2 separate regions of the Mus musculus genome follow, and region 2 is linked to region 1. Evidence: chromatin loops called from intact Hi-C (ENCODE). Cell type or tissue: gastrocnemius. All regions are shown on one strand. Links, peaks and the distances in the headings refer to the core of each region. The heading gives the core; the rest is flanking DNA.

What was found. Peaks named below come from ENCODE experiments on the same cell type or tissue, not always from the same donor. Only the 100,000 strongest peaks of a DNase experiment are listed, where the experiment ranks them.
Region 2: a loop joins it to region 1, with 3 times the contacts of the local background. A loop is called at or near these places in 2 of 42 quality-filtered maps.

The regions. Positions count from the first base shown.
Region 1 is chr4:141,957,115-141,959,922 of GRCm38, forward strand. Fhad1 (forkhead-associated (FHA) phosphopeptide binding domain 1) reads right to left here. Exons shown (of 32, transcript NM_177868.4): 10 at 461-568. Among named protein-coding and RNA genes, the nearest start is that of Fhad1os1, 24 kb to the right of the region's middle. In gastrocnemius, for the core only: a CTCF peak has its summit at 1,268 (motif pointing left); DNase peaks (open chromatin) are centred at 741, 1,242 and 1,699; H3K4me3 peaks cover 305 bases; H3K27ac peaks cover 775 bases.
Region 2 is chr4:141,808,679-141,811,486 of GRCm38, forward strand. The region is part of intron 6 of Casp9 (caspase 9); the gene reads left to right. Among named protein-coding and RNA genes, the nearest start is that of Cela2a, 16 kb to the right of the region's middle. In gastrocnemius, for the core only: a CTCF peak has its summit at 1,334 (motif pointing right); DNase peaks (open chromatin) are centred at 1,391 and 1,617.

The DNA of each region.
Region 1 (2,808 bases), core at 305-2,804:
AGGCCCATTGGCCATCTTGGGCCAGAGCGATGGAAAAAGCGCCCTCCTGCCCAGCCAGGCGAGGACTCTCACTACCCTTCCCAGGATCATCTCTGTCTAGCATGGACTTTGGACACTCAGAGCTCACTTACTTAAAAAAAAGAGGCATTTCCTTATGGCCACTGAGACTCTGCGGGGGGCTCTTGGGGGAGGAAAGACCAGGGAAAATGCCTACACTGAAAGCAATAGGAGAAACTCTCCAGGGGGAAGAAGGGGGGAACAGGCAGCCCCGGGGCAGGGTTGGCTGCCTGGCCAGGGTCTTGGGTCACAGTCACAGCACACTATTGGAGTGAGGACATCCCAGCTGTTGATGGGTGGAACACCCAGGCATCACGCCCCACTCCACCTCGCCCCATCCTGACACCAGACTTGGCTGCCTGGTGTAGGAGACCCAGCAAGGAGGGCCATGGAACGCTCCTACCTGGCCTACTGCCCTTTCCAAATTGATTTTAATGAGGTTCTCTCTGTTCCCCATTTCTTGCAGCTGAAGCAATTTCCTTCTGGAATCTTCCTGAAGCTTCTCTTCGACCTGAAAGGATGACCAAAGCATGTGCTGGCTGCTGTTAATGCGGCCGTGAGGCGGGCGGTCTGTGGGGGAGCCCTCCATGAGGTTTAATGGCCTGGGGGCGGGGGTGTCCCAGAGGGACGTGCAGGAGCAGCAGCCCACGTGGCAGGGGGCAAAAGTGAGTCTGGTGAGGAAGCTGGCTTATGAGGCTTCGTCCCCTGGGGCCAAGCACCAGGCTTTACTCCCTGGGCCCGGCTGAGTTAGTCCTACCCCAGGCCTGAATCCGAGGGCAGTCCCTAATAGGTCATGTGACTTCAGAGGCTTGTTTTGTTGGTCTGTGACTCGGTCTTTGGGGGGTGGGGGAGGGCAATGTTTCTAGGACCGCCTCGAGTTACCATGGGGTTAAGAGTGTTTGGAGAAGTGGTGAGATTTTTATAACGTCTACGTGTGTGTTAGTGTTAGCTGTCACAAGTAAAACTGCAAGATAAACCTTTCTCCATTATTCTCATACCCTAAGTCCACGGGGGGCTTCGTAAATATTGTTATTAGGAATACTGTCCAGAATACGTCATTAGTGGGGACCACTCAGGGAGGTCAGCCAAGCAAGACTTTCAAAGAGATGGAACTTGCAGAAGGCATTCAAAAGGGATGGGGGGTCTGGGGCGTGGCTACTCATTCCCTCCCTGTAAGCGGGGAAAGTGCTCAATTCTACCCTCTGCTGGCCATTGGATGCACTGCATCTCCGTTCATAACTAGTTTTTCCAAATTAGATGTTAGACAGGATGGGCATGTTCATACACGTTTATAATGTATTCAGAACACGCCCACTCCTCGCTACCCCTCCTTCTCTCTCCCACATCGGTCCCTTTCTCTTCCTGTCCCACTTCCCTGGGGACCATGGCTCTAACCTGTATTAGAGGTTGGGGTACACCTTTAAAGGAAGGTGTTTCATGCTGAAGCAGACTCACGAGCCTCTTATTGGGGTCTGGAGAGGAGTGTGCCACAAATACACACCCCAAACCCTTCAGCACTTTGTCCAGAGCCCTGTGGGGCAGCGAAGAGCCCCTCACACTCAGGCTGCCTGAGAAGTCCGCTTTGGTTTTTATTGCTCGCCCTGAAGGTCCTCCCAGCTCTAAGGAGGGAGGGACTTCAATGTCTGGCCTTGGGCCTGCTCCGCCCTGGTTCCCAGCCCAAAGCCTCAGAGTCAGCCTCAGCCACAGCCACAGCCACAGCTCCACCCTGGCCCTCAAGTGTCCTGCCTGCCCTGTCCTTCTGTCATTGCCACAGAGAAGAGATGCTTAGGAGTGGATTCAGCCCTCAGAGGTCCCTACCCTGGATTAGACCTCAGACTGGGCACTGGTAACCTTGGGTCTCCTTGCCTCAGATCTATTTCCTTCTAGAACATTCTTGATGGTACCGCTGAGACCCACTCAGACATGAGCAACAGGGTCTGAATCAGCTTCCTCTCATAAGGCCTAGATGGCCAAAGTCTGGGCTGCCTGCTGACTGGCCCTGTGTGGATGTATGTGACAAGTGCTTAGGGACACTGGGTTTTAAATTTACATCCTGGCTCAGTGGAGGAGGTGGATTTTCAGTTGAATTTAAAAATACCATTTTATTTTTAAATATGAATATGGAGGATTGAGAATTTGGAAATGAATTTAATTTCAGTTTCAATAGTCACATGTGGCTAGTGGTAGTGCCGTAATGATGAGCCCCATAAATGAGGCTTCTAGCTTGGTTTTTACCCCTCAGTGAGTGTATGGTTTCTGCTCTGAGTTGCTCCCTCAAACCTCATGTCTTCATCTGTCAAATGGACATAACAGCTTTCAGATCATAGAGCGGGCTAAGAAAACAGACAGAAATGATTGTCACAATGCCAGAAACAGCCCTGACCGTCACAGGCAGAACTGGCCACAAACCTAGTGTGGTCACAGGCCTGCAGTAGCCTCTCTCTGTGTTCGGTACATAGCCCAGGCTCCAGTCTTAATGGGAAAAAAATGAAATGAAACAAAATAAATAAAGGGGAAGATGCAAGCAGCACATAGGAATGCAAAGGAAGTAAGGAAAAATGAGCCCACCTCAGGCAAGGTTGCTACACGGTTGCTGCGAGTCAAAGGGAAAGGAAATCTCAACAAATGGCAAGGGAGATTGGTTACATAATAACCACTGTGTAGTAAGAGTAATTATGTAACAGACTTACAGTTGGGAAAACAATAGGTCTACAGAGTGCTAAAGGAAATCAGTCAATGGAGAAATCCATG
Region 2 (2,808 bases), core at 235-2,734, 150 kb before region 1:
GGCAAAGGCAGCTTTCATAAGGGACAACAGTTAACTGGGGCAGGCTTACAGGTCCTCAGGTTCAGTCCATTAACATCATAGCAGGAAGCATGGCATCGTCCAGGCAGATATGGTGCTGGAGACAGATATGGAGCTGAGGGCTCTGCATTTTGATCCAACTGCAGCCAGAAGAGACTCTCAGGCAGCTAGGAGGAGGGTCTCTTACATACCCGGCAGAGCTTCAAAGCCCACCCCCACAATTATGCACTTCATCCAGCAAAGCCACACCTGCTCTAACATCTCCTAATAGTGCCACTTCCCACAGGCCAGGTATATTCACCACAGCCTATCTCAAAAATAAATGAATAAATAATTAAATGCCCATCTCAAAATAAATAAATAAGGTGCATGCCTTTGATCTTAGCACTTTGGAGGCAGGGGCAGGCAGGTCTCTGAGTTTGAGGCCAGCCTGGTCTACAGAAGTTCTAGGACAGCCAAGGCTACACAGAGAAACTGCCTTGAAAACCCCAAACCAACACAAATCAAGCCAAAACCAGAAGACAAAACAACCCTGATATCCCACATACTCCCTCTCCAGTACTCCCAGGGATCAGGGGTGCCCCGCATGTCCCCCTTGTTCAGTGCTGTTATCTCTCATACTGACCTTAGGGAGAAAGCGGCTGTACCCCTACAGCCATGGAGATGTCCTCTTGTTCACCCAATTTCTGCTCTGAGATGATGCTCCAACCCCAAACCCTGAAAGTCGAAGAGGGAACAAGAAACAGAGCTGAGTAGGTGCCAGCTCCCAGGACGGGGCTGCATGCTTGTCACCTCACCCAGTCTCCCCACCCCCAAACCCCACCCTGTTTTCATAAGCCAGTAGGATTTTGGTCCCACACACATGAACAGGGCTACTCTTTAGACTTCTTGGCAAGGTCATCAAAGCCTTTGATGACCTGGACCCTGCCGCTGTGCCTGCCCTCGCTTTCCTCAGCACAGCCTTCTCAAAGCGCCCAGTGTGTTCACCTGCTGAGCCACCTCTGTAGCTCCCAATTCTTCCTGTCCCCCTGCTTACAATTTATTGCCATTGCCTCCAGGAAGTCTTGCCCAGTGCTCCCTTCCTTGACAAGGCTAATCCCAGCATTTGGGAAGCAGAAGCAGAAGGGTCTCTGTGAGTTCCAGGCTCCGTAGTCTTCATAGTGAGTCCCAGGACAGCCAGAGCTATCGAGAGAGACCAAACAATAGTTTCAGGCTAACCTGGGCTACATGAGATCCTGTCTACCCTCCAAAATTGTTCCCTCTTGTGGAATTTGTCTAGCTTTGTCTTAACCAGGAAGTACGGCCTGCTGTTTAATGGTGTTGCCACATGGTGGTGCCATGTCACCTACGAACCTAAGCAGTGACATCTGCTCTCAGGCCTGGCTGGTATCCTGTACACACACATGCAGATGTCACAGGCAGATGCCAGCCCAGGATTTTGGTGGCTCTATTGTTGCTGTTTTCAATGTCACCATTTTCGTTTGAAGGGCAACACATTACCTACCCTTTGTTAAGTGGTGGCCTAGAACCAGGTTAGAAAACGGTCCCCCCAGAGCCAGCAATGGGTGTGGTGTTGTGTGTGTGTTACACAGTGTGACACTCTTGGCCAGAGCCCAGCATGGCTCAGACAGGTCCTGCTGTCAATCCTGGGGAGAGTCCTCTTCAGAATTTTAGAGTTTAGTCGGAGAAGGCAGAGAGCAGCCACAGTCAGCCACAGCCGCTAAGGGCTGGCATTGCTGAGGGGACGTTCTGCCTCCTGCTGTATGTTGTTACAGGGGACCAGACTTGCATGTAGACAGGTTTATCCTTATCTGTGGCTCGGCTTCACATGCAGTTTGCAGACAGAGGATGACACATGGATACACATGTGGCTAATGTCCTTCTCTGACTCGTTCTCCTGCTTTCTTGTGTCACTTCCCAACAGTGGCCATTTAGGTGATAACGGCCTTCAGCTCACACTAGTCAGGGCTCTCTGTAGAGGGCCTTGGGCCACGTTGCGCTATTTTCATAGGAAATAGTGGGTTTAAGAGGTGTACACATTGACACAGATTCTGTTAGCTGTGACGTGTGTATGTGTCCACACACACACTACATAAAACTTAGCATGTATGTTCACACGTGTGCATCTTTGTGGAGTCATTTCTCTCCTTCCTCCCCGTAGGATCCAGGCTTCTGCCTGTGCTACTGTGTCCCATTTTGTCAGTGCCCTCCTATTCGGCATAGTTTGGAGTCTCTGTTTCAGGGTACCATCAAATAATTGGGGTAGCTCGAAAAGTCCAGATGGTTGGGCCTGTTAGCAGAGACTTGTAATCTCAGCTCATGAGGAAGACAAGACATGGTGATCAAAGGTCAAAGCCAGGGTCTGGAGAGATCCATCAGTGGCTAAAGTGCATACTGCTGTAGAGGACCCTGGTCAGTCCCCAGCACCAGTGTTGGGCAGCTTTCTGTTCCCTGTACACACTTTGGGCAGCTTGACGCGAGATCTGACACCCTCTTCTGGCCACTGTGGGTAACTATACTCATGTGCACACACAATTAAACATAAATACTGTATTTATGCCTTTTATCCCAGCACTTGGGAGGCAGAGGCAGGTGGATCTCTTGTGAGTTTGAGGCCAGCCTGGTCTACATAGTGAATTCCAGGCTAGGCAGAGCTGCATAAGTGAGACCCTGTCTCAAAACAAGTGTGCTCCGTTGGTTCTATCTGTTTATGTTCCCTTCCTGTATTGGCACAGTTCACATGCGAAGCCTTCCGGTCTAGGCTTTTCCCTTTTCAGGAGAATCACCATG